Linked DNA regions of Homo sapiens: region 1 is linked to region 2. Evidence: read pairs that join two places in POLR2A ChIA-PET (ENCODE). Cell type or tissue: OCI-LY7. All regions are shown on one strand. Each heading gives the region's core, and the rest is flanking DNA. Links, peaks and the distances in the headings are about the cores only.

The links. Peaks named below come from ENCODE experiments on the same cell type or tissue, not always from the same donor. Only the 100,000 strongest peaks of a DNase experiment are listed, where the experiment ranks them.
Region 1: POLR2A ChIA-PET joins it to region 2 with 6 read pairs; 3 of 35 experiments call an interaction of 5 or more read pairs at or near these places.

What each region holds. Positions count from the first base shown.
Region 1 is chr16:67,527,813-67,544,164 of GRCh38, reverse strand. It overlaps RIPOR1 (RHO family interacting cell polarization regulator 1), which reads right to left and starts at 15,336. Exons shown (of 22, transcript NM_024519.4): 1 at 15,251-15,336; 2 at 5,615-5,741; 3 at 5,341-5,493; 4 at 5,097-5,175; 5 at 4,414-4,437; 6 at 4,266-4,319; 7 at 3,960-4,112; 8 at 3,802-3,865; 9 at 3,664-3,707; 10 at 3,461-3,586; 11 at 2,587-2,735; 12 at 2,383-2,512; 13 at 901-2,298; 14 at 696-817. The coding sequence starts at 5,718. LOC100505942 (a long non-coding RNA gene) reads left to right here and starts at 15,420. Exons shown (of 2, transcript NR_104656.1): 1 at 15,420-15,848. RefSeq lists silencers at 1,364-1,413, 5,862-6,371, 6,592-6,871, 13,730-14,009, 15,010-15,239 and 1 more and enhancers at 1,604-1,653, 5,642-5,711, 5,460-6,081. In OCI-LY7, for the core only: a CTCF peak has its summit at 7,166 (motif pointing right); DNase peaks (open chromatin) are centred at 9,537 and 11,784.
Region 2 is chr16:67,767,466-67,783,817 of GRCh38, reverse strand. It overlaps RANBP10 (RAN binding protein 10), which reads left to right. Exons shown (of 14, transcript NM_020850.3): 3 at 11,732-11,784. Among named protein-coding and RNA genes, the nearest start is that of RANBP10, 31 kb to the left of the region's middle. RefSeq lists an enhancer at 2,209-2,358. In OCI-LY7, for the core only: no CTCF peak of the experiment used is centred there; no DNase peak of the experiment used is centred there.

The DNA.
Region 1 (16,352 bases), core at 6,894-11,893, 240 kb after region 2:
ATGGAGGATTTCCAGAAGGAGGAAGGGGCTGGGACCAGCAGGTGGTAGTAGGGATCTCTGGAGTCAGTCTGCGCCATGCTACCTCCAGCTGGGACCACTGGGGATGGCATGGGTAGGAGTAGGCTGCAGGCGGGATGGTTTATGACAAGTGGACTGCAAAGGGTGCAGGGCATGGGGCTGTAGCCTGGGCAGCAGCAGAGGAAGGAGGGACCTGGCACAACTCTCAACTGGGAACCAGCAAAGGCCACTCCAGGACTGACAGTTGAGGGGCCAGGGCCTCTGGGAGAGTCGGGGTTGAGAAGGAGTGGGGCAGTGCTGGGGTCCCAGGGTGCACGGCGAGACACTGAGAGAGCTCCTTAAAGGGCAGGTCCAAGGTGAGGCCAAGGGGAAGAGGAGGGGCTGGAGGCACCCAAGCTGATGGGGACCGGCAGGGGAGGCAGACATTGCAGAGATGAAGAGGGCGGTCAGAAGCACTGGGGACACACGTAGGGTTGGAGACATGGGCATGAAGGACATGGGAGGGGTGGACACAGGTGCACCTGCCAGCAACTCAGTCCTCACATGCTCCACCTGGCCCTGCCTCACCTGTCCTGTCCTTTGACTTTCTCCCAATTCACCTGTTCCACCTTCCCCTGGTCCTGCCTCACCTTTTCCCTCTCACCTAGCCTCACACCCATCTTGCCTAGCCCCCTCACCTGTCCCCAGGAACATCATTGTCTTCATCTTCGTCTTCATTGAGGAAGCTGAAGCTCTCCAAGGCATGCTCCACAGTGATGCTGAGACTGGAGGCCCGGCTGCGAGTCAGACCTTGTCTCTGCTGAGGTTGTGAAGGGCATCAGAGCGGCTGCCGCCCCCTGGCTGCCCTCCCTGGTTGCCCTAGCCCAGCCCAGCCCTCCTCACCATGAGCAGACTTTCTAGGCGGGTCACCTCCTGCTCCAGGCCCTGCAGCTCAGGAAACTGGCCACGGTAGTCATCCAGGGCAGCCATTAGGGCCCCCAGTGCCTCCTCCAGGCTCCTGTCCCCAGACCCTCCGGCTGCCGTTGGGACTGGGGTCTGGACAGCCATGGCCAGGCAAAGGTCTGAATGCTGGGGTGCAGGGGTTGGGGGTGAGGGAGTGGGGCTTAGACTCTGAACCGTAGACTCTGAGGGATCTGGGGCAGGGCTTGTGAGGGGTTTCCTACTGGAATGGGCAGGACTTGGGTGGGGAGTTCTGGGGGCCATAGGGTCTGCCTGAGTGTAGGAATTGGAGACTGGGGGACTACAGGGAAGGGAGTCAGTGCCTGGGAGGGTGGGGTCTGAGTGTTTGGAGGGGCTGGAGAGGGTAGCAAGTTCTAGAGAAGTGGAAGGGCTTACATTTATAAGGATGGGGCTTGTGGTGGGATGGGTGGGGCTTGTGGTAGGATGGGTGGGACTTGTGGCAGTCTGGACTAGGCCCATACCACTGGGGGTAGGACTTGTAGTGGTGGGAGGTGACATACTGGTTTTGTGGGTGGGACTTGTGGGGGTATGGGTGGGGCTTGTGGAAGTATGAGTGGGGCTTGCTGTGGTATGGGTAGGGCTTGGCATAGTGTGGGTGGGGCTTGTGGTAGTCTGGACTGGGCCTATGATATTGAGGGTAGGGCCTGTAGTAGTAAGGGTAGAGATTATGGGCTTGTGGGTGGAGCCTGTAGTAGTGTGAGTGAGGGGGCTTGGAGCACTGTGGGTAGTGGTAATGGCACTATAGGTAGAGCCTGTAGTGGTGTGAGTGGGGCCTGGCAGTTCTGAAGGGCCAGAGTCTGTGGACTTATGAACTGAGTCTAGGTGTGCAGATGGGGCAGGGTCTGTAGATGTGGGGACAGAGCCTGTTGTACCGAGGGTAGAGCTTGTGGCAGAGTGGCCAGGGTCCAGGGCAGGAGGAACAGGACTGGGGTGCTCTCCATGGGTGGGAGCTGGGTGTGTAGGTGGGCTAGGTCCCCAGGCTAGGCTTTCTGGGCCAACGGCCTCCACTGAAGCCTCAGCCAAGGCAGCATCTACACTAGCCTCACTGATGTGGCTCAGAGTCCGACTGTAGGGTGCATGCCCATTTGCCAGGACTGGGGCCACGGCCCCCTCCTCATCCAAGGGCCCAGAGCTGGGGGTCTCAGGCCTGCGGAAGGCAACTTGGATGGGAAGGGGCTCGGGCTGCTGCACCAGGGGCCTAGGGGCTGGTGAGTGGCGGGCAGTGCCTGAGAGCTGTGGGCTGGATGAGTCGTCTGAAGATTCAGATGACAGGGACCATGCTGTCCCATTCTCCAGCTCCTCCTGCCGTCGCAGCATGTTCTGAGAAAGAGGAGAGGGCATTTCAGAACCACCCCCAGGGAGCCTCTGGGGGATGGTGAGGCCTGGACCTGGGCTATGACTCACATAGAAAGCCTGTTCCCGAAGTGAGGGTGTGTCCGGTGGGCTCTGGCTATAGGTGGAGAAGCGCTTGGTGACTGTGGAGGCCTTGTTGACAGAAGAAGCAGCTGAGGGCTGGTCATCCTTGTCGAAGGGGCTGGGAAGGGAAGAGGCTGTTGGCAGGTGCCACAGCCCTCCTGGCCCTCCTCCAAGCCTCTCAGCCCCACCAACCTCCATGTGACTTCCAGGCTGAGCTTGATGGTACCAAGGTCATTGATATCCACAGCCACAACCTGGGGCAGGGCGGCAAACAGGTCCTTGGTCTCACAGGAGACACTGCCCACAACCACATGGTTGGCCAGGCCCTTCAGTTCTGTCACCTGTAGCCAAGAGTGCATGGTAGGGTCACAAGGGTGCAGGGGCTATGAGATCATGGGAAATCTGAGGTCTGAATTTGCATAGAACTTATAAAATGGTCATGGGAGGCTGAGGCAGGAGGATCACTTAAGGCCAGGAGTTCAAGACCAGCTTGGGCAACATGGCAAGACTCTGTCTCAAAAAAAAAAAAAAAAAAAATTTTTAGCCAGGCATGGTGGTGCACCTGTAGTCCCAGCTACTTGGGAGGCTGAAGTGGGAGGATGGGTTGAGCCCAGGAGTTTGAGACTGCAGTGAGGTATGATTGCACTGCTGCACTCCAACCTGGGTGACAGAGTGAGACCCGCCAACTCCTAGATAGATAGACAGACACATGCATGCTCATGGAGCCATGGATGCTTGAAGCAGCCTGGGAGCATGGGAATCACAGAGGTCTGCATGGTAGGGTCACTGAGGTCATAGAGGTCACAGCCTCATGGGAGCTTAGGAGGTCAAATATTCACAGGGTCAGAAGATCATGAGGAGGTCACAGGGTCAGGAAGCCATGATGTCCTAAGAGTCACAAAGATTGTTCCTCTCAGGGCCACAGAGATCATGAAGGTCATGGAATCATATCTTCACAGGGCTATGGAGCTATGAGGGGATCACAGGAGTAAGGGACTCAGGGTAATGGGGGTCACAAGGGGTTCACAGGGCCATGGTGGCCTGCCGTCCTGGGCAGAGACATCACCTTAATAGACAGAAATTCCGTGAGTAGAGGGAGAAAGATGGTTTCTTCACTGTCCCACACCTGCTTTCCACTACCCTCAATTCGGCCCCGTAGTTTCCAGCGCTGACGCCCATATTTCATGCAGATCTGGGGGAACAGGTAGGATGAGGCAGCCTAGGTGTTGGGACCCTACCGACCCAGCCCTTCCCTGCACATTCTCATACCTCATACTGATCGCCTACACACAGCCTGGCGAAGCCAGCCAGCCCTGAGTTGGAGGAGAAGGGGAGAAGTCGGTGAGCCATATTGGGGTTCTTCAGCATACTCCCTCCAGCCCCCCACCTGCCCCCACAACTCAGTACCTTTCATTCGGAGATGAAACTCGCCCAGCTGTGCCTCCAGCTCGCTCTCCAGCAGACACATGCTCTGGGAGGGAGGGGCAGGGACAGGAGGGGGTCAAGGGCCAGCCACTAGCCCTGCCACACCCTGTGCCTCTGCCTCATGGGCCCCCATCCCTCACCTCCGTGTACTCGCGATGCCCCCGAGTGGCCTCTGCCAGGCTGTCCCGGGCCTCTCGGCTTCCCGGGGACCCAGTGGTGTAGGCACGGACCATGTTGTAGGCACCATCCCGGAGACGCCGCTGGACACAGTATGCCTCATACAGCTCATCGATCTGGGAAGGTGAGTGGGGTGACAGTAGGGGGACTGAGACTCACCTCTGGGGTTACTCACCTCTAAGGTTGCTCACCCAGGGCCTGGCACCACCCCTCTTCTCCCTATGATATCCAACCCCCCACCCCACTCTGCACACATGCTGCACTCGTACCTTGCTGGCATGGAACTCCAGTCGTCGCAGGAAGCGTTCAATGGACTTGACTTGCTGGGGGAGAGGTGGGTCAGGAGGGGCCTGAGGCCCAGGGTCCTTACCCTCCCTGTGAGCCAACCCCTTCCAGTACCATTCCATGCATACTCACCTTGTCCAGATCATACAGGAAGCCCTGCAGGGGTGGGGAGAAGGGGCAAATATTTAGGAGGGATGAGGAGGACTCCAGCAGAGGCACTCAGACTCGTCACAGCTCCCCTTTCTCACACCACAGTCCACAAGCACTCCTGTCACAGTAGCAACTGACGCCCCTTCCTGCTGGTCTAGCCCTTGGTGGATGCTGGTAGCACAGATCTGGTCCCTTCAGCCCCCTCCAGGACCCCTCCTTCCACCTCTTCCCTGGGATTCCTTTTCCTGCAGCCGCCTGGGGAGAGCTCTCTGCTTCCTTGTGCAAGGTTCCCTCTGCAGGGGAACTCCCATCAAGCCCCGGCAGAAGTGTTCCCTCCTCCAGGAAGCCCTAACCTCTTCCCAAGAAGCACCATGCAGCAGTACCACTGCTCAGTACCACTGCAGCAGAATCTCCTGCTGTCCATGTCTGTAGGGGTCCCACCTACCCCACTGGAAGCTCCTGGAGCAGGTACTGAGTCCCAAGCAGAAAGTATGCACAGCAAAGTTTGGGGATAGAAAAGCCCCTCAGCCTTTCCTGATATCCCCTTTTCTACTCACACCTGAACCAGATCACTTCAGAAAATAGCCCAGATATCACCCAGGGCTGCCCTTGCCCAGCCCTCCACACCAAAGAGGCAAAGGGCATCCGTACCTCCCGCCACTCACCAAGCGGGAATTCCTCTTGGACTCCCTTATCTGCCCCTGGAGTTTCTCTTGCTCCTGCTGGTGCACTTCCAAGTAGGCCCTGAGGAAAGGGGCGACCACAAGAATGAACTCGGCTCTCCAGCCTCATGCTGCCCAGGGTGCAGACAGCAGGGAGAGGGCATGGGGCTGGAGAAGGTTCCTGCTAGCAGGATGCGGGCTTGGGGAGGGATCCCGGGACAGGGCTGGGAACAGAGGAGCTGCTCACGTCAGGCCCCGCTTCAGCGCCGTGTACACCAGGTCCAGCCGCTCGGGCTGCGGCACCTTGGCGGCTGGGTGAGCCACGGAAAACATCCTGGACACTCGGGAGAGCGCGGGGGGCTTCCGTGGGGGCCCCGGCGGGCTGAAGACCGGGAAACTCCTGAAGGAGAGGCTGTCCTCAGAAAGAGGAGAGCAGGAGTCCCCCAGACTCTCACTACGCACCCCCAGACCCAGCCCCATCTGACGCCCTTTGACCCCACCAACCCTGCGCGGCCGCGTACCTGGGCCCCCGCTCGTGGCTGCCGAGGACGCCTGCGAAGGACTGGCTCCTATTGACCCGGGCGCTGAGCAGACGGCGCTGCGGCCGCACCGACAGGGACATCATAGAGTGAGTCCGCGCGGGGCTCCCTGCGGGTGATCGGGGGGGTGTCCAGTACCAGTCGGATCCCCGAAGCCCTCTCCCACGCAGCGGGATCCAGGGCTGGCGCAGGTCTTTCCTGTCGCTAGGCACAGCTGCCCCAGCGGGCTCCGGCCGGGTCCGCCTAGTCCCGCCGACCCGGGCACTAATGACAGGACAGCCGCAGGCGACTCGGCCTCGGACTCAGCGTGGCCTCGGCTCGGCCCCCACTTCCTGCCGAGGTGCGGGCTCCGCCTGCCGCGGGGCAGGAAGGGGGGTCGCGCGGGGACCCTCCTCCGGCTGGGAAGGGGCAGGAAAGGGGCGGCGCGCGCGAAGAATGTGCGGAAGCGCCTGTTTACCCGGGGGCGGGGCAGCCTCCCCAGCCCTGCCCCCGATTTCCCCCCCCAGGGCACCCGGAGCTCGGGGCCCCCCACCCCGGGAGCCCAAGGAGGTCACGGGGCGGGGCGGGGCCACGCTCGGAGCCCTGCGGAGCTGCCCGACAGGCCCAGCCGGTGCGGGTTTGTCGCCCGCCCCCCGCCTGCCAGCGTGACCTGCTGCCCCCAGCCCCCACCGGCCCGGGCGTCCCGGCGCCCTCCAGGCAGGGGGATTCCCAGAGCTGGGCGCGATGCCGAGAAGGGCCCCGCCCCCTCCTCTTTCCTGAGGCTCCCACCTGGAAACTGAGTCACGGACGTGCGCCTCCACCCCGGCATCGGCGGGGAGAGCTCCTCGGCAGACCCCCACCCCGCTTCGGCGAAACACACACTCCTGGCCCCCAAACCCGGCCTGCTTCCCCTGGGGCCAGTCCCTGAGCTTTCGCAGCCCCGAGCTGGGTCCTACCTCTCTTCTTGGTGTTCATGGTGGGTCCGGGACGGCCCCCGACCCGCGCTCGCCCCCCGCGGACCTTCCGGCCCTGGCCACTTCGAGCCGCCCGGCTGGGCTCCGGGCTCGCTCCCAGCGGCTCTGGCTCGGCTTCGGCTCCTCCCGGCGCCGCCCCCCGCCCAGTTCCTGCCGCCTGACTCAGCCCGCCTGGATGGGGCGGGACCGGTGACTGGGGTTCCCCTCGGGGAGGGGACCGACGGGGGGCGAGGGGTCTGCTCAGCTGGGGTCAGCAATGTGCGTAAAGGGATTTGAGCATGGGGATGAATATGAAGGGATAGAATGGAGACGCTAAGTGGAGGAAGTATCAGACATTAGAGTAGGGGGCTTAAAGAGTCGCTATTGAGGCCGGGCACAGTGGCTCACGCCTGTAATCTCAGCACTTTGGGAGGCCGAGGCGGGCGGATCACGAGGTCAGGAATTCGAGATCAGCCTGACCAACAAGGTGAAACCCCGTCTCTACTAAAAATACAAAAATTAGCCGGACATGGTGACGCGCGCCTGTAATCCCAGCTACTCAGGAGGCTGAGACAGGAGAATCGCTTGAACCCGGGAGGTGGCGCCACTGCACTCCAGCCTGGGCGACAGAGCGAGACTCCGTCTCCCCCAAAAAAGAGTGGCTGTTGAGCAGTGCTAAGGCTGAACACACAGAGGGCTGAGAGCTGGGGTTCTAAGTGTGAGAAGGTGGATAGTAGGGGGCTGAAGAGTGGAAAGATGGGCTAAGGGTGCTGATTGGAGGGGCTGTGCCAATGGAGGGCGGAGAGTTAGGGCACTGATCACCAGGGGACTGAGGCTGAGAAGAGAGGCTGAAAGTGTGAGGCTAGATCCACCCCATAGTGTGTGCTGCTGCGCCAAGAGAGATGCAGAGAAGGAACTGGATGCAGAGTCCCACAGCCCCATGCACCACCCCATCCCTACTCCCACAGAGGGAGTGCTCAGCCTGAGCACTCCCCTCTTCCCAGGACCCAGGGGAAAGGATCAGGTCTGGCTGCCAGCCAGGGCCTCCTCCCTAGTCAAGCTGCATCCTAGGCTAATGCCCCATCCTTCCTGCCCCCAGCTCACATGGGCCTCTCAGGTTCTGCGTTCCCATCCTGATCCCCATCCCCAGTACCTCTCTTTTTTTTTCTGTGTCTCCCAAGCTGTAGTGCAGTGGCACGATCTTGGCTCACTGCAACCTCTGCCTCTCAGATTCAAGCGATTCTCCTGCCTCAGGCTCCCAAATAGCTGGTATTACAAACACCCGCCACTATGCCTGGCTAATGTTTGTATTTTTAATAGAGACGGGGTTTCACCATGTTGGCCAGGCTGGTCTTGAACCCCTGACCTCAAGTGATCAGCCTGCCTCATTCTCCCAAAGTGCTGGGATTACAGGCATGAGCCACCGCGCCCAGCCTATCTCTTCTTTGAATATCCCATGTCCACCTCTAGCCTGGATAGATGCCACCATGCCCATCCCTCCCTTGACCTTGGAGGGGCTGGATGCTCCCCCATCCCATAAACACTCTTGCTCCTTGAGGCTCAGTTCTCCCATACTGTGCTTACTTTCTCCCCAAAAGGCTGGGTTGGGCCCAGGGGTCTGCATTTCCACAAGTTCCCCCTCCCCCCGACAGATTCAGATGCAAGAGGTCCAGGGACCTCAGTTTGAGATATGTTATTCTCCCCTCCTCCTTGAAGGCGAAGCCTGGGTACCCTGCACCCTACACTGGTGACCTGTGCATTCCCATGGATTGCCTGCCTATCGCTGGCCTCTCTGGTCCCTTCAGCCATCCCCAGCCTTATCACCTGCCTTTGGAATGCCCCCCTCCTAAACCACAACCACACTGATGCAACCCTCAGGCTTTCCATCACCCCCACCTCACCTGCCTTTTACCTGAGACCTCTGGCCCCTTGAGCCCTCACCCATTTATTCACCTATTCACTGAGTGGCAACCTTGTGCCAAGCATGTGCCAGTCACTGGAGATACAGCCCAGAATTTCACAGACACCACCCTGTGCAGAGCTCACAGTCCGCCTCTGCTTTCTTTTTTTCTGCTAGCTCCCTCCTACCTTCTCTTCTGTACCTTCCCTGCACAGCCTCCTCCCCAGCCTGGATCCACAGCCACCATCCCATCACTTGCCTGCTGCAAGTATCCTCAGCACTGCGCACCTCTCTCCCAGCTGGCAGAAACCAGCCCTGGGGAATCCAACTCCTGGACTTCTCTACACCTGCACACAGGTTGGCAGGAGTTGCCAGAGGTCTTGGCACAGCAGCCTGGCTGGAATCACAGAGCAATCCTCAACCTTGGCCAGGCCCTCACTGCCCACCTGGCAAATCCTCAAGTGTGACCCTAGTCATCTTTCTCCTTTTGGGGTGTTTCAGACTTTCTCCACAAGTCTCAGACAAGCTCAAGTCACTCCCACATGAAAAATAAAAACGGGCTGGGTGTGGTGGTTCATGCCTATAATCCCAACACTTTGGGAGGCAGAGGTGGGTGGATCACTTGAGGTCAGGAGTTCGAGACCAGCTTGGCCAACATGGTGAAACCCCATCTCTGCTAAAAATACAAAAATTAGCTGGGCTTGGTCGTGCACGCCTGTAGTGCCAGCTACCTGGGCGGCTGAGGCAGGAGGATCGCTTGAACCTGGGACGCAGAGGCTGCAGAGAGCTGCTATCATGCCACTGCACTCCAGGCTGGGTGACAGAGCGGGAGTCTGTCTCAAAAAAAAAAAAAAAAAAAAAAAAAGAAAAAAAGAAAACCCTAGAAACTGTCCAGATGCCTGTCAATGAATAATGGAATTACCACATAGCAAAAAGAATGAAAAATATACAGTGACATGCAACAATATGGGTGGATCTGAGAGCAAACCCAAGAGAGGACAAATGTATGACCTTGATAATAAGTTCAAAAGCAAGCAAAACTAATCTATGGTGATAGAAGTCAGCCTGGGAGTCTCCCTCCAGGTGTTGTGACTGAAGAGGCCACAAGGGTCTTCCAGGGTGCTGGTAATGTCCTATTTCCTGCTCTGGGTTAAATTTCCTGATTCTATATGAGTGTGTTCTCTTATGAAAATGTACAGAGTTGTACACTTAGGACATACACACTTTTTGTGTGCCTATTATATTTCAATGTAAAATTGGTTGTAAATAATTACAAAATGTTGGGCCGGTGCGGTGGCTTACGCCTGTAATCCTAGCACTTTGGGAGGCTGAGGCAGGTGGATCACTGAGGCTAGGAGTTTGAGACCAGCCTGGCCAACATGGTGAAACCCTGACTCTATTAAAAATACAAAAATTAGCCAGGTGTGGTGGCATGGCCTGTAGTCCCACCTACTCGGGAGGCTGAGGCATGAGAATTGCTCAACCCAGGAGGCAGTGAGCTGAGGTCGCGCTGCACTACAGCCTAGGTGATAGAGCAAGATTCTTTCTTAAAAAAAAAAAATTACAAAAAAGAAATGACTCAGCCCAGTGCAGCAGCTCATGCCTGTAATCCTAGTACTTTGGGAGGCCGAGGCAGGTGGATCACCTGAAGTAAGGAGTTCGAGACCAGCCTGACCAACTTGGTGAAACCCCGTCTCTACTAAAAAAAAAAAAAAAAAAAAAAAAATTAGCCGGGCGTGGTGGCGCATGACTGTAATCCCAATTGCTCAGAAGACTGAGGCAGGAGAATCGCTTGAACCCGGGAGGTGGAGGTTGCAGTGAGCCAAGATTGCACCATTGCACTCCAGCCTGGGCGACAAGAGCAAAACTCCATCTCAGAAAAAAAAAAAAAAAAAAGACTGCTTGTGGACCTTCTGTCTTTGTCCAGCTACCCCATTTCTTACTCCATCTTTCTCCTCTCCTTTCAAAGCCAAGTGTCTTGAAGAGATGTCTACCTGCATTTTCTCACTACACCCGCCTGCTCCTCTTCCCACCCTGGTCCAGTTTCTGTACCCACCACTGGACAAGGTCACCAGTGACCTCCCTGTTGCTGAACCCAGTGCCCATGTTTTATCCTTATCCTGCTTGATCTCAGCAAAGCTTTGGACTTCGTGGTTCCCCTCCTCTTCTTTAAGCCCTTCCTTCCCCTGAATTTCAAGAGACAATACGCTGGTTTTCTATCTACCTCTCTGGCTGCATATCTTACTTTCCCACAGAGGCCCCTTCTTTCCTCCCATCCCCGAATGGGCCTTATCCTCCCCGCCCTTGGGCTGTGCACAGATCCCGCAGCTCAATGCCATCTAAATGTTGCCAGCTTCCTTATCTCTCCTCCACCCAAGCCACTCTTCTGAGCACCAGGCCTCTGTATCCAACTGCCTGCTTGCTGCCTCCCCAGATGCAGCGTGCGCTGTCATAGTGCATGCTGGGTTTGAGGTTCCCAAACCAAATTCACCACTTTCCACCTGACTCTCCCTAGTCTCAACTTCTCCATGACACTCCACCATCTATGTACCCCGTTGTTCAAGACAGAAACTAGAAGTCGTCCTGGATGTCTCAGTTAGCCCCTATGACCAGTCACCCCCTCCTGCCAGGTCACCCCCTCCTGCCAGGTCTGGCTCTTAAATCTCTCTGCAATCTGCCCCCTCACCTCTACCCCTATAGCCAGAATTCAGGTCCAAGCCATCACCAACTCTCCCCTCGAGCCCTACAGCTGGGCTTCTGATGAGCTAGAACCTTCCTGAGGGACCTCCTGTCTCCACTCTAACCTGCAATCATCCATTCATTATTCAGTAACAACACTGACCTTAAAATTGTAGCCACTTGACAGTGCCAAAAACTGTCCTTTATTGAGAGCATTCTATATGCCAGGCATTGAGCTTAGCAAACATCATCTCATTTAATCCTGGCAACAGCCTTATGGGGTAAGTCCTATTAGCTCCACTTCGCACCTGAGAAACCTGAGGCTGTGTGACCTTGGGCAAGACACTTATTCAGCCTTTTGGGCTTCAGACACCCATCTGTAAAAAGAGGACAATAATAATAATAACAACAGCTATTTCCCAAGGCTGCTGGGAGGATGAAATGAGATCTCCTCTCATGAGGATGTCCCTCTATAGGAAGTGTTTGGGGAAGGGAGAATTGTATGTGGGGTAGGGACGTTGAGGTGGACTCACTATACCTAATTTTTTTTTTTTTAAGACGAGGTCTCACGCTGTCACCCAGGTCTCAGTGCAGTGGTGTGTTCATAGCTCACTGCAGCCTTGAACTCCTGGGCTCAAGCGATCAGTTTCAGTGCAGTGGTGCGTTCATAGCTCACTGCAGCCTTGAACTCCTGGGCTCAAGCAATCTTACTGCCTTAGCCTCTTAAGTAGCTGGAACCACAGGCATGCACCACCATGCCTAGCTAACATCTAACTGTGAACACACAACAAATACTAACTGCTATTATTTTTAACAGTCACACGGCCGGGTGCGGTGGCTCACGCCTGTAATCCCAGCACTTTGGGAGGCTGAGGAGGGCGGATCATGAGGTCAGGAGATCAAGACCATCCTGGCTAACACGGTGAAACCCCATATCTACTAAATATACAAAAAAAAAAAAAATTAGCTGGGCGTGGTGGCTGGCGCCTGTAGTCCCAGCTACTCAGTAGGCTGAGGTGGGAGAATGGCATGAGCCCGGGAGGTGGAGCTTGCAGTGAGCCAAGATCTCACCACTACACTCCAGCCTGGGCGACAGAGCGAGACTCTGTCTCAAAAAACAAAACAAAACAGTCACACAGGTGGTAAGTGTCAAGACCATGATTCAAACCCAGGCTGTCTGACCCCAGGACTCTAAATCTTTAATATCACTCTATTCAGACTGATGTGAAATAGCCACAGCCACTCTTGTCCCAGGGAGAAAGCCCAGACTCTCTAACATGACCCACGTAGGCCCTTCAGGATTTGTCCTGTCCCTCACATTCTTTCAACCACTCCTCTCCTCCCAGTCCCCTGCTTTCTCTGTTCCAGCAACTGAGACCCTCTCTCAATACCTGCAAGGTTCTTCAGAATCTGACCGGCAGCCCCCATCGCTCCTATTCCTTCTTCCCACTACTCAGCCCCAAGTCCCTCTCCTTCCTCAAGTCTACCCTATGACTTCTTCCTCCAGGAAGCAGGCCCTGGGTTGGTTCCCCCTTTTTGACTTCCTCCCTCTGAACCCCGAGACCACATAACCCAGTTGTCAGTTCTCCTTTAGGGCCTGTCTTCCCACCAGACTGAACCTTGTGAGACCTGGGGCATATCTGCTTGGCTCACCACAGCGCTCTGGGGGTCCTGTAGCACCTGGGAGATGAAGGGGGGGAACAGTGGGGGAAGCTGGGCTGCCTAGACACAGGAACAGCAGGTCCTGAGCTGTTTGTTGGTGGGGAGGATTTTAAGTCTATGTCCACCCCAACTCCCCTACCCGACATGCAATCCTCCCTCTCCCTTCCCACTGGCTGATGGTATCGTATACCATCAGCAAGTGGGGCTCTGCTCCCTGGGATGGTGCAGGGTGGGGATCCCCTGGGATTCTGGACTTGGAAACCGCTGACTGTTCCATCACTTTTCTCTCTCTGGTTGGCCCTCTGCTGCCACCATCCCCCGAGTCCCATAGGAACTAGGATGTCTAACTGTTGGTACAAATGACCATCATAATGTCCATCTGAGTGACCGCTTCGGGAGATGGGCGGGCAAGATTGCCCTTGCTGGGTGAGAGCAGGTAGGGAAAGAGCTGAACCCCTTGAGCTAAGGCAGAAGGGCCACCTCAACTGGTGGGGGACTGGCTGATAAGAACCAGGGGACTCTCTGGGCTCATGTCAGCCCTATAGTCTGTTCCCAGGATGGGAAATAACCCAGATCCAAGGTTCCAAAGGTTATGGGGCTTGCAGCACAGCCAGGTCAGGATGGCCGTGAGTGGAGGAGCCCTGACCTGTCCGCATGGCCCCAGATCTTGCAGCCCCGCTATACTTCCTACACACCAAGACTGGCACACCCGGGTGCGGCGGAATATCCCACCACCTGGGCTGCCCATCTCAGCACTGTGCCAGGCCAGCTGCCTCTCTGGGAGTCCCCGGGTCTAGCCCCGCCCCACCCCGGGGCCGCCCCGACCGAGGTAAACAGAGGCTAAAAATAACCTGGGCAAGGGGCGGCTGCAAGGGAGAAGGGGGTCCCTTCTGAGCCTGTCCTTGTCTCCATGGCAACTGCCCCCAAACCCGGCGGCTGACGTCATCTCGCAGCTGCCCAAGCGTATAGGAGGGAGGGGGAGCGGCACAGCCCCGGACCCCCCACCCCGGAACCGGGCGGAGGCTGTCGGGTGGCCTCACTTCCTGCCGGCCCCCTCCCTGGTCAGCTGGTTACATTCCCTGGCCGCGCGCTGGGAGCCAGGCGGCCTCCCCCGGGCCGGGCCTGGCCAGGGCTGAGTCCGAGCGGCGACGCAGAGGGGCCGCCGTGACTCACCCGCGCCCTCCCCGCCCGCTTCTCTCAAGCGGGACCCAGCCCAGAGTCCTGAGTCCTCCCCTCACCCGCACCCAAACCCAGACCCCTGGGGCGGCTCACCTTGCTCCTCTCTCCCGCCGCAGTCACAGGACCCAAGCCGGAGAGGGCGGTGGAAGAAGGAGCTATGCCAGTCCTCCTTGTCCCGCTGGAGTATTTTGTACCTCAGCCCCCAATTATCATTCCTCTCCTCCCTCCAATACCACGGAGGTGGGTGTCGCAGGGGCAAGGACTCAGATCTAATCCTCGCTTCTCCCAAACCAGCTGTGTGACCTTGAGAATACTACTAACCTCTCTGGGCCTGTTTCTGCATCTGCCAGATGGTCATAACCCTCCTCAGATGCTGTGCGTTGGCCGAATGCGGCAGGCCCAGGGCGCGGCCCCGCAGACTGCAGCCAGGGCACAAGTATTGTTACACGAGGCTGCGCACAGTAGGTGCTGGGGCGGCCAGCCTGGACACACGTTAGAACTGGCTGGGGAGGGTCTGTAGGGGAGGCCGGACTCAGGGCTCACCCTGGAGAGGAGGACAAAGGGTGCTGAATCTGGACTGAATCCGACCTCTAGCCCTGGTGAGCAGCCCCTTGCCCAAACCAGTTCTGCAGAGAGCCCAGGCCCGGCTGTTGCAGGAACCTTGCGCCAACCTCCATTTCCAGGGAAAAGCTCCGTTCCCCGACAAGGACGATCCTCTCCGGCTTCGGCTACGCCAGGTTTGGGCGGAGAGCCCGGCTCCAGCCCAGGCTCGGTCACCTCGGGGCCGGCCACAAAGCCGCTTAGGCCGGCCCCTAGAGCTAGGAGGATTAGCTCAGCTCCTAGGCCGGCCCGCACCCTTCGTCGCCCCCTCCCCATTTCCAGCCCAGCCTCCCCTGCGGCGAAGGCAGCAAGGGCTCCCAGGGAGCGCGCGTGCCAGGGCCCAGGCTGGCGCCTTGAGCCCGCTCTCTGGCCTGGCCCATCCCAGCGCCCCGGGGCACCGGCCGCCAGGGCCTTGCCGTGGGAGGAAGGCAGCAGCGCCAGGCTCTGCAGGCCCGGAGGCGGCGGCTTTTGTGGGAGAAGCTGCGTTCTCCACGCCCGGGGGGAGGGGAGGAAAGACAAGGCGCGGCCGGGGTCCGGGAGATGGGGTGAGGCGGGACAGAGCCGCAGATCCCGGACCCACCGGGCGGCGCCGGCGGGGGGGCACCAGAACCTCCGCGCCTGCTCCCCGCCCGGCCTGCAGCCCCGGAAACGGCGCGGGACACTCACATGGCTGCGCTGGGCTGCGCGGACCTCGCGCTGTCCTTGCGCTCGGAGGTGCCCGGCCTGGTCGCGCCGCAGCTGCCGCTGTCGCCGCCGCAGGCGCCGGCCCCTCCCTCCGCCCGCCGCCCCGCCGCCCCTCCCCTGGCCCGCCGGGCCCCACCCCCTGCGCTCCCGCGGCTCCCGCACCCCTAGAGGCGCCCACGGCTCGCTCCGCCCTCTCGGATAACGGGGCAGGCCGGTGGCCCACGCAGCCCACCAGCTTGCAGGGAGGGCAGACCCTGGGGGATGTGAGGGAGGCTTTCTCACGCAGACCCTAAAACGGTGAGCGCCAGGGAGCCCCGCCTGCTTGTCCCCTCCCCAGATCCCTCGGGCTCTGGAGACCTTGCGGGCCCCCTGTCCGTGACCACCTGAAACAGGTCCTGGAGCTGCTACTGCTGGCTTAGGCTGGTTGGTGGAAAGGATCCAGGGCTGTTGTGAAGGCCTTGGGGAGTCCAGAAGCCGCCTGGCACCTTCTGGGTCCAGACGCTGCCCTTCAGCCCTGCCATTTCAGCCAGCCTCAGCGTCGCTGTAGAGGCAGGCCGCCCTTTCTGCCACTGTCTGGCTGGTAAGTCCAGGCTCATAGCCGGGTCATGCATTCCCCACTCATTGGGTACTGGTTTTCGGGCAGTCTTGGGGTGGGGACGCTGGCAGGGTCCGGGTACAGGGCCATGTGTTGGGCAACCCAGTCCTTTCCAAAGCCGGGGCTAGAATGCTGGCCCTCCACACAGTCGGTAAAGGTGGGGCTGAGAGTCGACCCCATGTTGGGGTCAAAGGGCCAGTTCCACTCCCCCGCTCCTCCCATCAATCAGACACCCCTGGCCCTTCCAACCTGGACACCCCTGAGGCTTCTCCAGGCCTTGCACTCCCGCAGCCCTCATGTATGTCAGACCTACCCAGGAATGGTTTCAGGGACAGTAAGAGGTCCCTGAATATCTGTACCCCGCCCCCACCAGTCCTGAGGGCTGTTTTTTTGTGTGTTTTGCTTGTTTGCTTGGTTTTGTTTGGTCGGGTTTTTTTTTTTTTTTTTTGAGACAGAGTGTCACTGTCGCCCAGGCTGGAATGCAGTGCA
Region 2 (16,352 bases), core at 6,917-11,916:
CCTGCCTTGGCCTCCCAAAGTGCTGGGATTATAGGCGTGAGCCACCGCACTCAGCCTGATGTCTTCTTAGTGGCTTTTTGATTGCTGTTCCAGGGTCTTCCTCATCTTGGGTTTGCATCTGGGCACTGCACATTTACAATGTGCACAGACATTTTTCTGTGAAGAATTGAAGTCTAGGTCAAAGCTGGGAAGGAGCTTAGGAGCCTTTGGTTTAACCTTTCCTCCTCTAATAAGGAACCTGATATGTGGGTTGAAATCTAAGACCCATAGTCTTGAATTAGGCTGGAGTGTCTGAGACCAGCCTTTTAGAGTCAAGGGTGTTGTGTTTGGAGCCCTGCTGTGAAGTGTTCTTGTCACCTCAGAACTCTTCAGGAGGCAGGAGGGGAAGTCAGACTTGTTGCCAAAGGGGTTCTCTGTGCAGGGTTCTCAAACTTGTTATCAGGACTGGGTGGTAGAGTACAGTAAAGGGGTCGTCTCCTTCCCGTGGCCTTGTACATATCTGGGAGGTGTGAGAGTCAGGTGGCCCTGGTTTCTAAAGTTCTGTCCTCTGTCCACCACCAGGCCTGCCTGGGTCGCAGAAGAAACTCTAGTCAGTTGGAGCTGTGCCAAATCTGTCTCACTGCAGCAGGGTCTCCTGCGTGTGTGCTCTGTGCCCAGCTTGGGACATACTAGGTGCCATGTGAGCCGGAACCTCAGGGCCTCTGCTCAGCAAGGATTTTGACTGTTTCTGAAGCTGTACTGTTGTGATGCAGCCTCTGCCCTTCTGTCAAGACTCGGGGTGCTAGGTGGACCAAGGAGCTGACTGTGAAAGCCACGTTCCCTAATGTGTCCCCCATCACTGAAATGTCCTGGGGTGATCCAGAGAGAGTCTGATGAGTGAGAGCCAAAAACCTCTGCAGTATGTAGCCATTACTCTTAAAAGTGGCTTTTAAGAGATGGCTCTTAAAAGTGGCTTTTAAGAGATGGCTCTTAAAAGTGGCTTTTAAGAGATGGCTCTTAAAAGTGGCTTTTAAGAGATGGCTCTTAAAAGTGGCTTTTAAGAGATGGCTCTTAAAAGTGATTTTTGGCCCAGCACGGTGGCTTATGCCTGTAATCCCAGCACTTTGGGAAGCCGAGCTGGGCGGATTACATGAGGTCAGGAGTTGACCAGCCTGGCCAACATATAGTGAAACCCCATCTCTACTGAAAAATACAAAAATTAGCTGGGTGTGGTAGCGCACGCCTTGTAGTCCCAGCTACTTGGGAAGTTGATGCAGGAGAATTGCCTGAACCTGGGAGGCAGAGGTTGCAGTGAGCCAAGATCGCGGCACTGCACTCCAGCCTGGGTGACAGAGCAAGACTTCGTCTCTAAAAAAATAATAAAATAAAATAAAATATAAAATAAAATAATTGGCTGGGTACGGTGGCTCACACTTGTAATCCAAGCATTTTGGGAGGCCAAGGCAGGCTGATCGCTTGAGCTCAGGGGTTCAAGACTAGCCTAGGCAACAGGGCAAATCCCCATCTCTAAACTACCCAGGTGTGGTGGCACTCACCTATGGTCCCAGCTATTCAGGGGGCTGATGTGGGAGGATGGCTTGAGCCTGGGAGGCAGAGGTTGCAGTGAGCAAGGTCTCACCATTGCACTCCAGCTTGGGAGACAGAGTGAGACCCTGTCTCAAATAAAAACTAAAAATAGAAATTAAAATTTAAAAATTGTAAAAAGTAATTTGTGTTAGTTGTAGAAAATCTGGAAAAGCAAAGAGAAAAAGGAATCCAAGAGGACTGGACTGTGCTTGCAGCTCTCCACATGACTGCAGGGTTTCAGCAGACTTGAGCTCGGGTGGCAGGGCTGGGTGGACCCCCTTGCTCGGGTGGCAGCATGGACCCCCTGCCAGTTGCAGTGGATAGTGGGAGCTTCTGGGTGGATTTGTGAGTGTGGACACCTGTGGGCCTTTGCTGCCTGCTTCCAGGTGCGGTTGCTTCTTCTCTATCTTGTGTTCTGGTGGATCTCGACTCCACTTGTCCCAAGCAGTGCCTATTTGCTGCCCTCTTCTCTCTTGAGCTAGATAGGGCAGAATAGCTGTTCTCGTATCTCCACCTTGCATTGTGGTTTTGGCAGGCAACGGTAGGAACTGAGAAGTTACAGGCCTACTCATGGCCTCACTGCCACGAAGAGCTTGTCTGTTGCCTCTCTGTGCTTCCTGTCTCACCTCTCTGGCATGATATTTCTTCTCCACTTTGCTGCCATATAGAAGAAAGGAGTAAATCAGATGGCTTTACCTTACTTTCACCTGTGTCATAGCGTAAATAATTCCCTCTCCCCAGCTCCTGAAATATATCCTGCAGTTAGAAAAGAAGGCCCTGGTAGAGAAGTGTTGGGAGCTAAGCTGCTCTATCTATTCTAGTCACCTGCTCCGGGAGTAAAAGCCCTTGTTGCCGCCCTCCCTCCCAGGCTGACCCAGGCAGGTTGTATCTGTGAGTGTTTCTAGCATAGCCTGGCCCATTACCAACAAGGAAGCAAATATTCACCTCCTTTCTCCTTGGTAATCTCAAGTAAACAGGTGTTTGTTTTAGATGTCCTGAGATCCAGGCCTTCCAGAATGGCCTCATTTCCTTACCAGATCCTGATGCTGGAAGATCCTCCAGTGTATGAATGAATGGACAAAGTGGGGTTGTCCCATCATCCACCTTCAGCCTCCGGCACTGCGCTCAGGTGCTCGTTTGTCTGATCCTGTTGAATGGCTGCTTTGGGGGCTCTCCAGCCTCAAGGTAATAGCTGATAAAGCAGGCTCTGAGAGCACATGGGACATGCCAGTGGGCATGTGTTGAACTCAGTGGCAGAGGTGAGATTGGAGTCTAGGATTGTAAACTGTGTTTGCTCCTTGGAGCTGTGTTCTGAGATGTGTGTGCGTGGCATCAATGCCAGGGCTAGAGAGCACAGCTGGAGAATGGCTGCTGCTAACTCTGACTGAGCACTTTGGCTCCAGTATTTCCAAGTGGGTCTCAGAGAATTGACCTTTCCTTGGTGCCTGGTTGTGCTGGGCAGTGTCTTGGGCTTCTCTAGCTCCTCCCCCACCCAATAAATTAACTGTGTTCTAAAGAGCACTTGCCTGTCTCCACATCATCCCACTGCTCCTGTCCCACCCTTGTCATCTTCCATGGGAATGACTCTGGAAGTGTCCAGTTTTGGTTCTTCAATCCATTTTTCAAATATCAGCTGTTTGATCAGCTGTACCCTTTCTTTTTTTTAGAGACAGAGGTGGTCTTGTTATGTTGTCTAGGCTGGTCTTGCACTCCTGGCTTCCAATGATCTTCCCGCCTTGGCCTCCCAAGTAGCTGGGATTATAGGCTGAAGCCACCATCCCCAGCTTAGCCCCTTCTGTGGCTTCCCATTTACCTCTCATGAAGTTCAGACTCCTTAAGCTAGCATGCAGGCTGTGCATGCACAGCCCATTTCCAGATCCAGCTGTCTGTCTTTCTAGGTCTGCCCAGACTGTAACCCAGTCATACTAAACTTCTCTTAGTTCCCCAACCACGTGGCTGCTTTCTTGCCTCTATGCCTTTTCACATTCTGCTGTGTTTTTTTGTTTGTTTGTTTGTTTTTTGAGACGGAGTCTAGCTTTGTTGCCAGGCTGGAGTGCAATGGCGCAATCTCGGCTCACTGCATTCTCCGCCTCCCGGGTTCAAGTGATTGTCCTGCCTCAGCCTCACGAGTAGCTGGGACTACAGGCACCCGCCACCACGCCCGGCTAATTTTTTTATTTTTAGTAGAGATGGGGTTTCACTATGTTGGCCAGGATAGTCTGGATCTCTTGACCTCGTGATCCACCTGCCTTGGCCTCCCAAAGTGCTGGGATTACTGGCGTGAGCCACCGTGCCTGGCCCACATTCTGCTGTTTTTGAGTGGACCATGATCCTCTTTCTCCTGTCATTTACTTTACCAGGCCTTGGCTCAGCCTTCACTTCCTGAGGGAATTCCCCATTTTGAGTCAGCACACCTTGACTCTCTGGCTTGCCCTGACTTGACATTAGAACTGTTGGAGGGCAAGGATTGAGCCCAGGCCCCCACCCTTATGTCCCCAGCATCATACTGGGTACAGGGCATTTTTGTTGATGACATGAATGACTGGAAGAACCTCTATGAAAAGAAATTTATCACACCTGTTTTTACTGAATTACTCAACGTTAGCAAGGACCCAAGAGCTCCTAATAACTCAGCCATATTCAGGTGCCTGCAGAGATCAATAGAGGAAGGGTAGTGTCAGTGGCCTCCTATGGGGATTCTTCCTGTTCCATAGATGCAAAGATACTGCAGTATGTGTACAGGAGAATGAGTTTGAGGTTTTTGTTATGCCCTTTCCTTATTTATTTTTGTCTCATTCTTGGCAGCTCAAAGGGTACAAAGTGGTATCTCGCTGTGTTTTTTTTTTTTTTTCTTTGAGACAAGGTCTGGCTCTGTCACCCAGGCTGGAGTGCAGTAGTGCCATCTCGGCTCACTGCAACCTCCACCCACCCCAGGCTCAAGCCATCCTCCCACCTCAGCCTCCTGAGTAGCTGGGACTACAGGTGTGCACTACCATGTCTGGTTAATTTTTGTATTTTTGGTGGAAACAGGGTTTCACCATTTTGCCCAGGCTGATCTCGAACTCCTGGTCTCAAACAATCAGCCCTCCTTGGCCTCCCAAAGTGCTGGGATTACAGGCATGAGCCACTGCGCCCAGACTATTTTTATTTTATTTTTATTTTGAGACAGTGTCTCACTTTGTCACCCAGGCTCTGGAGTGCAATGGCGGGAGGCACTGCAGCCTCAACTTCCTGGGCCTCAAGCTGTGCTCCCATCTCAGCCTCTCAAGTAGCTGAGACTACAGAAAAGCACCACCACGCCCAGCTGATTTTTATATTTTTTGTAGAGATGGGGTTTTGCCATGTTGCTCAGGCTGGTCTTGAACTCCTGAGCTCAAGCAGTCCATCTGCCTCGGCCTCCCAAAGTGCTAGGATTATAGGCATGAGCCACTGTGCCTGCCCTCACTGTAGTTTTGATTTGCATTTCCGTAACGATAGTGATGGTGAGCATCTTTTCAGGTGCTTGCTGGCCACATGTACACCTTCTTTAGGGAAACATCTCAAGGCCTTTGCCACTCTCATTTTTTAGAGATGGGGTTTTGCTGTGTCGCCCAGGCTAGTCCCAAACTCCTGGGCTCAAGCGATCCTCCTGCCTCAGCCTCCCACATTGCTGGAACTACAGGTGCACATCACCATTCCTAGCTAAAAGTTTTAAAGTTTGATGAAGTTTACTTTATCTATGTTTTCTCTTGTTGCCTGTGCTTTTGTCCAAGAAATTATTGCCAAATCCAATGTCATGAAGCTTGCTATGTCTTTTCCTGAGAGTTGAAGTTTTAGCTCTTATGATTAGGTCTTTGATCCATTTTGAGTTGATTTTTATATATGGTGTAATATAAGCAAAAAACTTCTTTTTTTTTTTATTTTAGACAGAGTTTCGCTCTTGGTGCCTGGGCTGGAGTGCAGTGGCGCGATCTTGGCTTACTGCAACCTCCGCCTCCTGGGTTCAAGCGATTCTCCTGCTTCAGCCTCTCAAGTAGCTGTGATTACAGGCATGCGCCACTATGCCCAGCTAGTTTTGTATTTTTAGTAGCGACGGGGTTTCTCCACATAGGTCAGGCTGGTCTTGAACTCCCGACCTCAGGTGATCCACCCACTTTGGCCTCCTGAAGTGCTGGGATTACAGGCGTGAGCCACCGCACCTGGCCAAACTTTGTTCTTTTGTTTGTGATTATCCAGATGTCCCAGCGTTATTTGTTGAAAAAACTGTCATTTCCCCATCTAATGGTCTTAGCATCCTTGTTGAAATCAGTTGACTATACATGTGAGGGTTTATTTCTGGGATCTCTATTCTATTCCTTGGACTGTAGGTCTGTCTTTATGCGAGTCTTAAACTGATTTATTATTGTAGCTTTGTAGTAAGTTTTGAAATCAGAAAGTGTAAGCCCTCCAACTTTGTTCTTTTTAAGATTGTTTTGACTGTTTCTGTCCCTTGAGATTCCATATGGATTTTTCTATTTCTGTGGAAAACATCATTGGGATTTTGATAGGGATGGCCTTGAATCTGTATATCACTTTGGGTAGTATTGACATCTTAACAATAGTGAGTCTTCTAATCAGTGAACAGAGGATGTCTTTCCATTTATTTGTGTCTGTAATTTCCTTCATCAACATTTTATAGTTTTTAGTGTCTTTAGCCTCCTTGGTTAAGTTTTTTTACTTTTTTTTTCGTTTTGTTTTGAGATGGAGTCTCGCTTTGTCGCCCAGGCTGGAGTGCAGTGGCGCGATCTCGGCTCACTGCAAGCTCAGCCTCCTGGGTTCACGCCATTCTCCTGCCTCAGCCTCCCCCGTAGCTGGGACTACAGGCCCCCGCCACCATGCCCGGCTAAATTTTTGTATTTTTAGTAGAGACGGGGTTTTACCATGTTAGTCAGGATGGTCTCAATCTCCTGACCTTGTGATCTGCCCGCCTCAGCCTCCCAAAGTGCTGGGATTATAGGCGTGAGCCACCGCGCCCAGCCTACTTTATTTACTTTTAAGTATTTTTTTTCTTTTTTTTGGGTGGGGGACGGAGTTTCGCTCTTGTACCCCAGGCTAGAGTGCAATGCTGCGGTATTGGCTCACTGCAACTTCCACCTCCCGGGTTCCTGCAATTCTCCTGCCTCAGCCTCCCGAATAGCTGGGATTACAGGCATGCACCACCACGCCCGGCTAATTTTTGTATTTTTAGTAGAGATGGGTTTTCACCATGTTGGTCAGGCTGGTCTTGAACTCCTGACCTCGTGATCCACCTGCCTCAGCCTCCTAAAGTGCTAGGATTACAGGCGTGAGCCACCGTGCCCAGCTTAAGTATTTTATTCTTTTGATGCTATTGGAAATGGAATTGTTTTCTCAATTTTTTTTTGATTGTTCATTATAAGTGTGTAGCAATACAACTGAAAAGTGAGAAATAGAGTAACTTATTAGTTCTTTTTTTTTTTCTTTTTCTTTTTCTTTTTTTTTTTGAGACAAAGTCTTGCTCTGTCACCCAGGCTGGAGTGCAGTGGCTCGATCTCAGCTTATTGCCACTTCTGCCCCCAGGTTCATGTGATTCTCCTGCCTTGGCCTCCCAAGTAGCTGGGATTACAGGTGCCCACCACCACGCCCGGCTAATTTTTGTATTTTTAACAGAGACAGGGTTTCACCATGTTGGCCAGGCTGATCTTGAACTCCTGACCTCAGGTGATCTGCCTGTCTTAGCTCCCAAAGTGCTGGGATTACAGGCATGAGCCACCACACCTGGCCAATTCTTTTTTTTTTTTTTTTTTTTTTTTTGAGATGGAGTCCGTGTCTGTTGTCCGGGCTGGAGTGCAGTGGCCTGATCTCAGCTCAAAGCAACCTCTGTCTCCCAGGTTTAAGCGATTCTCCTGCCTCACCCTCCCAAGTAGCTGGGTTTACAGCCATGTTCCACCACACCCGGCTAATTTTTTTGTATTTTATTAGAGATTGGTTTTTACCATGTTGGTCAGGCTGGTCTTGAACCTCCTGACCTCAGGTGATCCGCCGACCTCAGCCTCCCAAAGTGCTGGGATTACAGGTGTGAGCTACCACACCCAGCCCTGCATCTGGCCAATTCTAATTTTTTTTTTTTTGAGATGGAGTCTTGCTCTGTCTCTCAGGCTGGAGTGCAGTGGTGTGATCTCGGCTCACTGCAAGCTCCGCCTCCCAGGTTCATGCCATTCTCCTGCCTCAGCCTCCTGAGTAGCTGGGACTACAGGCACCCACCACCATGCCTGGCTAATTTTTTGTATTTTTAGTAGAGACGGGGTTTCACCGTGTTGGCCAGGATGGTCTTGATCTCCTGACCTTGTGATCCGCTCGCCTGGGCCTCCCAAAGAGCTGGGATTACAGGTGTGAGCCACCGCGCCCGGCAAGTTTTTTGTTTTGTGCAATCTTTAGAGTTTCCCTTTCTTTTCTTTCCAGTTTTTTTTTTTTTTTTTTTTTTTAGACGGAGTCTCACTCTGTCACCCAGTGGCACAATCTTGCTTACTGCAGTCTTGATCTCCTGGGCTCAGGTGATCTTCCCACCTCAGTCTTCTAAGCAGCTGGAATTACAGGTGCACTTCACCATGCCCACCTAATTTTTTGTAGAGACAGGATATTGCCGTGTTGCCTAGGCTGGTCTCGAACTCTTGGGCTCAAGCGATCTTCCTGCTTCAGCCTCCCAAAGTTCTGGGATTACAGGCATGAGCCACCACACCTGGCAAGGTTTTCTACGTATGGGAACATGTCATCTGTGAACAGAGATAGTTTTCCTTTCCAATTTGGATGCCTTTCATTCCTTTTTCTTGTCTGATTGCATCATCTAGAACTCCCAATACTGTCTTGAATAGAAGTGGTGAAAGCAGGCATCTTAGATGAAAGGCTTTCAGTCTTCCACCATTGAGTATGATGTTAGCTGTGGGGTTTTTTTAAATTTATTTTTCGAAGCGGAGTCTCTCTTTGTCACCCAGACTGGAATGCAGTGGCCTGATCTTGGCTCACTGCAACCTCGGCCTCTAGGGTTCAAGCGATTCTCCTGCTTCAGCTCCCTGGTAGCTGGGATTACAGGCGTGTGCCACCACACCCTGCTAATTTTTGTATTTTTAGTAGAGACGGTGTTTCACCATGTTGGCCAGGCTGGTCTCGAACTCCTGACCTCAAGTGATCCACCCGCCTCAGCCTCCCAAGATGCTGGGATTACAGGTGTGAGCCACTGTGCCCAGCCAGGTTTTTCATATATGACCTTTGTTGTGTTAAGGTAGTTTCCTTTTATTCCTACTTTCTTGAGTGTTATTGACATGTAATTTAACATGCTATACAAGTCACCATTTAAAGTGTACAATTCGTGTTTTTTAGTGTATTCACAGGGTCTGCTTTGTTTCTCTCAGATTGGTTGGATGATAGTCTTTAAGTTTATGAAGAGTTTCTGGAAGATAGAAGAGTGCATCTTTTGGTAGCTTTAAAACACCATGCTTTTGGAAAAGACTTAATGTCACCCAGTATTTGAAGAGTGGGGGCTTATTCGCCTTGAACCCTGACTCAGCTGTGACCTCATTGGAATATGCAACCTGGGCTCCTGTGGGGCTGCTCCCTGTGTCATTGACACCTAGAGGTGGAATGGTGCCCAAATGTGGGTGTCAGCTTCCTCTGGCTGCTCTCCCCTTAGACAGTCCACTCAGATTCTCAAGTCGAGGCAGGGGTTTGTACAGAGGCTCCCGAGCCATCCACTAATAAACACCATCTTACCTGTGGAGCAGAGTCTGTAGGAAGGTGTTGAGGGCTAGCTGCTGGAGAAGGGAGAGGCGTCTCCTGTGGGGAGGCCTAAGCAAGTTGTGTTTTGAGCACAGGTGCTTTAGTGATTCCCCATTCCCATAGAATGTTGTGGAACCAGAGCCCTGTTGCAGCGACCAAGCATAACTCTTCTTGAGTGACCTTTGACCTCCCCGTTTGCACATGTGCTCCAAACATAAACCCTTACCTAGTGTCAGGAAGCCTATGTGCTGGGGATGGGATGACATGTGGTGTTGGGCATAGCCCCAGGCCCCTCTGAACAGGGCATGGTGAGTGGCTGTTGTCTAAATCAGGGAAAGCCCTGACTGTTGCACTTGTGCCTGTTGGACTGCTGACTGCAGGGCAGCTGGGGTCGTTTGCTGCTTGGTCAGCTGAGGTACTGAAGGAATGGAGACTGACTTTTGGCAGCCTCTGCCATGTAAAGTCAGGAAGCTGATTATTTGGGCTGCAGTTTTTCTGGAAAAATGTGCAAGTTTTAATCTAATGGGAATTCTGCCAGCAGGCTAAGACAGCTTCTGCTCCTGATGGTCCTTGAAGCTAGCCCCTCTGGCAGGAGGAGGCAGGCAGTTTGTGTGTTTCTGGGAATGACTGAGCAGTCCTGTCCAGCTACAGGCTATATTGGTTCATGTCTTTGACCTTTAAGGATCCAACTCTGTCTCAAATGCTGCTTAAAACAAAGCAGAAGACAAGTTCCCTTCGAACTATGAAACTCCCTCTTTGAAGTGCTGTTCCTTTTGCTTTGCTCCTTTCCCTTCTCTACCTTTTTCCCTAAGCCATGTGGGCCACGTTATCAGGGCCATATGCTGGGTTGTTTCCTTTCCTTGTTCCTGCCCAGCATGATTGGGATAGCTGATTTCAGAGGCAGGTGAGTAGGTCAGAGCCTTCCCTCCCTGCCTGACCCTTTATTTTGGTAGTAGAGGCTGCTCCCCCAAATATAGTGGTGCAGCAACCCAGAGAAAGGCAAAAGGGCATTTACTGCCAATAAAGGACTGGCAGGGGCAGTGTATTAGCCTTTTTTATATTACTATAAAGAAATACCTGAGACAGGGTAAAGAAAAGAAGGTTTATAAAGAAAAGAGGTTTAATTGGCTCACAATTCTACAGGCTTTACAGGAAGCATGGTGCCGGCAAAGGCCTGGAGAAGCTTACAGTCATAGTGGATGTTGACTAGGAGCCAGCATGTCACATGGCAACAACGGGAACAAGTTGGGGGGAGGTGCTATACTCTTTTAAACAACCAGATCTCGCAGGAACATAGAGCAAGAACTCGTTCATTACTGTGAGGACTGCCCCAAGACATTCATGAAGGATCTATCCCCATGATCTTAACACCTGCCACCAGGCCCCACCTCCAGCATTGGGTATTACATGTCTACATGAGATTTGGAGAGGACAAACATCGAAACCATATCATTCTACCCTGGCCCCCCAAATTTCATGTCTTTCTCACATTGCAGAATACAATCATCCCTTCCCACTAGTCCCCCAGAGTCTTAACTCATTCCAGCATTAACTTAAAAAGTCCCAAGTGCAAAGGTAAGATGGTATTTATTAGTAGATGGCCTGGGAGCCTCTGCCTCAACTTGAGAATCTGAGTGGATTGTCTAAGGGGAGAGCAGCCAGAGGAAGCTGACACCCACATTTGGGTGCCATTCTACCTCCAGGTGTCAATGACACAGGGAGCAGCCCCACAGGAGCCCAGGTTGCATACTCCAATGAGATCACAACTAAGTCAGGGTTCAAAGAGAATAAGCCCCACTCTTCAAAGAGTGGGAGGAGTGAGGGGGTCTCTGGGGGCCTCACACATCATTACTCCCAGCTTTGTGTGGTTTGGGAGGCCAATGTGAATGTATGCGGGGAAGGTAATGAATTTTGAGACCCAGAGAACAAGCTCGTTTGAGCAGTCTTGATTGATGATCCTATGTAGATCCAACTTGGCTTTACCATGTCCTGGTCTTTGGTGCAGACTGGGTTCTCCCTGTGGAACAATCGTGCATTGCTCTGTAAAGCACTACCTAGGATTGAGATGCTTTAGGCACATCTTAGGAATAGATTCTGTGCCTTAGCTACAGCCAGAATGCCAAAGGACTGGAAGCCATGAATTCATGACACTTTCCTCTGAAATTGAAGCCGGTGGTTCATAGTGACACAACACACGCAACTTTCTGTTTTCTCTAGCTGGGTGAGGCACTAAGATGCTTTCCATTAGCAAATCAAAATGTCAGGTTTCTCCAAGAACCATTAGTATGTTATAAGAGCCTCTACATTCATTGCTTTTCTCATTTTTCTGTCTTTTACCAATAAATGTTTGAGAAGGGAGACGCATGAGCATTTGCTAACCAAAAATTTTGTGTTTTTTTTTTTTTTTTTTTTGAAGTTACATGGGAATAGGACTCTCGGCTCAAGGCGTCAACATGAACAGACTTCCTGGTGAGTCACTGTTTAAGAGAACATTTGTTCTGCTCTCCTGATCCAATTGGGGTTGAGAGTCATGGTGGTAGCAGAGAGGCTGGGGAGGACTTTGTTTGCTAGCTGCCTACCTCAAGCCATGCTACTGGTTGGAGGATCCTGAAAGGTAGCCCTTGGGCCAGGATGGTGTGCATTTCCATTCCAAAAATTAATTGACAAGTGATTGTCATTAATGGAATTTGAACTGTTTGCCATCAAAGTCAACTGACCTGAGTTTGCTCCAGGTAGGGATACGCGTCAGTAGCCCTTGCTCCCATTGGCCTTGCTGAGCAGACTCAGGCATGTACTGGGAGGAAGACTGCTGCCAACCTTGGCTCCTTTGTTACTTCATCGTGTTAAAGATCAAAGTTTTTGGCCGGGCACAGCGGCTCACGCCTGTAATCCCACTTTGGGAGGCCGAGGTGGATGGATCACCTGAGGTCAGGAGTTCGAGACCAGCCTGGCCAACATGGTGAAACCCTGTCTCTACTAAAAATAAAAAATTAGTCGGGTGTGGTGGCACACACCTGTAGTCTCAGCTACTTGGGAGGCAGAGGCAGGAGAATCGCTTGAACCCGGGAGGTGGAGGTTGCAGTGAGCTGAGATTGCGCCACTGCACTCCAGCCTGAGCAACAGGGTGAGATTCCGTCTCAAAAAAAAAAATAAAATAAATAAAAAAGATCAAAGTTTTTAAGTGACCTCCCACGTGGAATGTGATTGAAGCAATTTCTTTTCTTTATTTTTTATTTATATATATATTTGAGACAGGGTCTCACTCTGTAACCCAGGCTGGAGTGCAGTGGCTCAGTCACAGTTTACTGCAGCCTCGACCTCCCAGACTCAGGTGATCCTCAGCCTTCCTAGTAGCTGGGACCACAGGAGCTCATCACCATGTCCAGCTAATTTTTTGTAATTTCTGTAGAGACAGAGTTCTGCCATTGCCCAGGCTGGTCTTGAACTCCTGGGCTCAAGCCATCAGCCTGCCTTGGCCTCCCTAAGTGTTGGGATAACAGGCGTGAGCCACTGCACCCAGCCTTATTTTTATCATCTATTATTTTTCTTTTGAGACAGGGTCTCGCTTTTCACCCAGGCTGGAGTGTAGTGGCGCGATCTTGGCACCACCTTCTCAACCTTCTGGTTGGCTCAACCTTCTGGGCTCAAGTTCTCCTCCCACCTCAGCCCCTCAAGTGGCTGGGATTATAGGCATGTGCTACCACACCTGGCTAATTTATAGGCATGTGCTACCACACCTGGCTAATTTCAGCTATTTTCTGCCCAGCAGCTCATACCTAGACCTGGACTGGCTGCAACTGGGGAGACAGAGCTTCTGCCGTGAACTGATGGGTTCCAGAAAATGGTCTTAAGTCCATTGGTCCCTTGAATCAGCAGAAGTGACATGATCCAGGCTTCCCTGACACGTCATGGGGTCAGGAAAAGTCCTTGTGTTTTTTTCTTGGCCTCCTGCTCTTTGTGCCTATGACACAGAGAAGGCAGCTGGCTTTCCCCAAACAGGGAGTTACACTCAGACCTTACGTCTTTTCTAATCAATGTTTAATGTGAATCACTGATTTTTTTCTAGTAGACTGATTTCTAATACTTTCAATCTAGGATGCTTAGGATTCAACTAATTGTCAGGAATCTTACTTTTTTCCCCCTTTGATTGATCTGAGTGAAAACTGGTTTTTCATTGTTAATCAGAACGTGTGTGGCAGTTTTCTTTGCATACTGTGTGGCTGTGTTCTTTGTTATATGAGCATCTGGCCTTGGCTAAGTAGTTGTAGCTGTAGTATCTGTAGCTCTACCTCTTAATGTACAGGAAAAATAATTTCCTGTCAAGTGCAAACTGATTCTTAATTTTGTTTGTTTGTTCTAGGTGTGCTCTTTCAACTTTTGCACTGAGTTGGTAGTGGAGAAAAGAGACTTTTATGAGCTTTTTTTTGTTTTGTTTTTGGAGACAAGGTCTCATTCTGCTGCCCAGGCTGGAGTGCAGTGGCATGATCATGGCTCACTGCAGTCTTGACCTTCCATGCTCAAGTGATTCTCCCACCTCATTCTCCCCTTTAGCTGGCACTACAGATACAAGCTACCATACCCAGCTAATTTTTCATTTTTTGTAGAGGCGGGGTCTCACCGCATTGCCCCAGCTGGTCTCAAGCTGCTGCGTTCAAGCAGTCCTTCTGCCTCAGTCTCCCAAAGTATTAGGATTACTGGCATGAGCCAGCCTGCCTGGTAAGGACTCTTTTTTTTTTTTTTTTTTTTTTTTTTTTTTTGAGACGGAGTCTTGCTCTTTCGCCCAGGCTGGAGTGCAGTGGCGAGATCTCGGCTCACTGCAAGCTCTGCCTCCTGGGTTGGTGCCGTTCTCCTGCCTCAGCCTCCGGAGTAGCTGGGATTACAGGTGCCTGCCACCACGCCCGGCTCATTTTTTTGTATTTTTAATAGAAACGGGGTTTCACCATGTTAGCCAGGCTGGTTTCGATCTCTTAACCTCGTGGTCCGCCTGACTTGGCCTCCCAAAGTGCTGGGATTACAGGCGTGAGCCACTGCGCCCAGCACTTTTTTTTTTTTTTTTTTTGAGACAGGGTCTTGCTTCGTTTCCCAGGGTGGAGTGCAGTGGCACAAACACTGCTCACTGCAGTCTTAACCTGCTGGGCTCAAGCGATCCTCCCATCTCAGCCTCCTAAGTAGCTGGGACTATAAGTACATGCCACCACGCCCAGCTAGTTTTTTTGTATTTTTAATAAAGACAGGGTTTCACCAGGTTGCCCAGACTCGTCTAGAACTCCTGAGCTCAAGCAGTCCACCCATCTCGGCCTCCCAAAGTGCTGAGATTACAGGCATGAGCCACTGCTCCTGGCCGGGGACTCTTTAGGTACCAATTTGGAATCATCTGTAGGATATATTGGGAAATTAAAAATATAAAGCATGGAAATATATGATGTGCTACCAAATGTGCAAAAAAAAGAGAAAACAAACATATCTGTATTTACTTGTATATGTATAGATCATCTTTGGAAAGCTACAGAAAAACTTGTAATATTTGCTGTTCCTTGGGAAGGGATGGGTGGCGGGAGCCAGGACTGAGAAAGAAAAATTTTCACTCACAAGCCTTTGGAATTTTCTTTCTTGTGAATATGTTATCTGTTTTAAAAATATAAATGTAATTAAAACAAAATAAACCAAAGCAAATGGCCCTGTATCAGGAAATCCTCATGTTTGTCTTTTAGGTAGTCTTAGGATGTGGTCTGTTACGCCATGTGTTGGACTTAGTATCCTTTGCTTCATATGTTCTTTTTTTATTTAAAGACAGGGTCTCACTTTGTTGCCCAGGCTGGAGTGCAGTGGTGCAAACATGGCTCACTGCAGCCTCAACCTTGCAGGCTGAAGCGATTCTCCTGCCTCAGCCCCCGAAGTAGCTGGGACTACCGGCACATGCCACCATGCTCAGCTAGTTTTTGTATTTTTATTTTTATTTTTATTTTTATTTTTATTTTTTTTGAGACAGAGTCTCACTCTGTCACCCAGGCTTTAGTGAACTGGCACGATCTCGGCTCACCGCAACCTCCACCTCCCGGGTTCAAGCTATTCTCGTGCCTCAGCCTCCCCAGTAGTTGGGATTACAGGCGCACACCACCACGCCTGGCTAATTTTTTGTATTTTTAGTAGAGATGGGGTTTCGCCATGTTGCCCAGGCTGGTCTTGAACTCCTGAGCTCAGTCAGTCTGCCTGCCTCAGCCTCCCAAAGTAGTAAGATTACAACGTGAGGCACCACGCCCGGCCGTTTTTGTATTTTTTGTAGAGACAGGGTTTTGCCATGTTGCCCAGGCTAGTCTTGAAGTGAGCTCAAGCAGTCCACTCATCTCGGCCTCCCAAAGTGCTGGGATTACAAGTATGAGTCATCATGCCTAGCCGTATGTTCTTTTTTCTTTAATAAAAACCTTTTTTTTTTTTTTTGAGACAAGGTCTTGCCCTGTTGCCCAGGCTGGGGTTCAGTGACATGATATGGTTCACTGCAACTTTGACCTCCCAGGCTTAAGTGATCCTCTCACCTTAGTCTCCTGAGTAGCTGGGACTACAGGTGCACACCACCATGCCTGGTTAATTTTTAAAATTTTCTTGTAGAGGCAGGGCGCGGTGGCTCATGCCTGTAATCCCATCACTTTGGGAGGCCAAGGCGGGTGGATCACAAGGTCAGGAGATCAAGACCATCCTGGCTAACACGGTGAAATCCCATCTCTACTAAAAATACAAAAAATTAGCCGGGCGCGGTGGTGGGCGCCTGTACTCCCAGCTACTCGAGAGGCTGAGGCAGGAGAATGGCGTGAACCTGGGAGACAGAGCTTGCAGTGAGCTGAGGTAGCGCCCTAGCACTCCAGCCTGGGTGAAAGAGCGAGACGCCGTCTCAAAAAAAAAAAAAATTGTAGAGACAAGGTCTCCCTGTGTTGCCCAGGCAGGTCTCTAACTCCTGGGCTCAAGCAATCCTCTCATCTAGGCCTCCTAAAGTACTGGGATTATAGGCGCGAGTTACAGTGCCTGGCTTTTTTTTTTTTTTT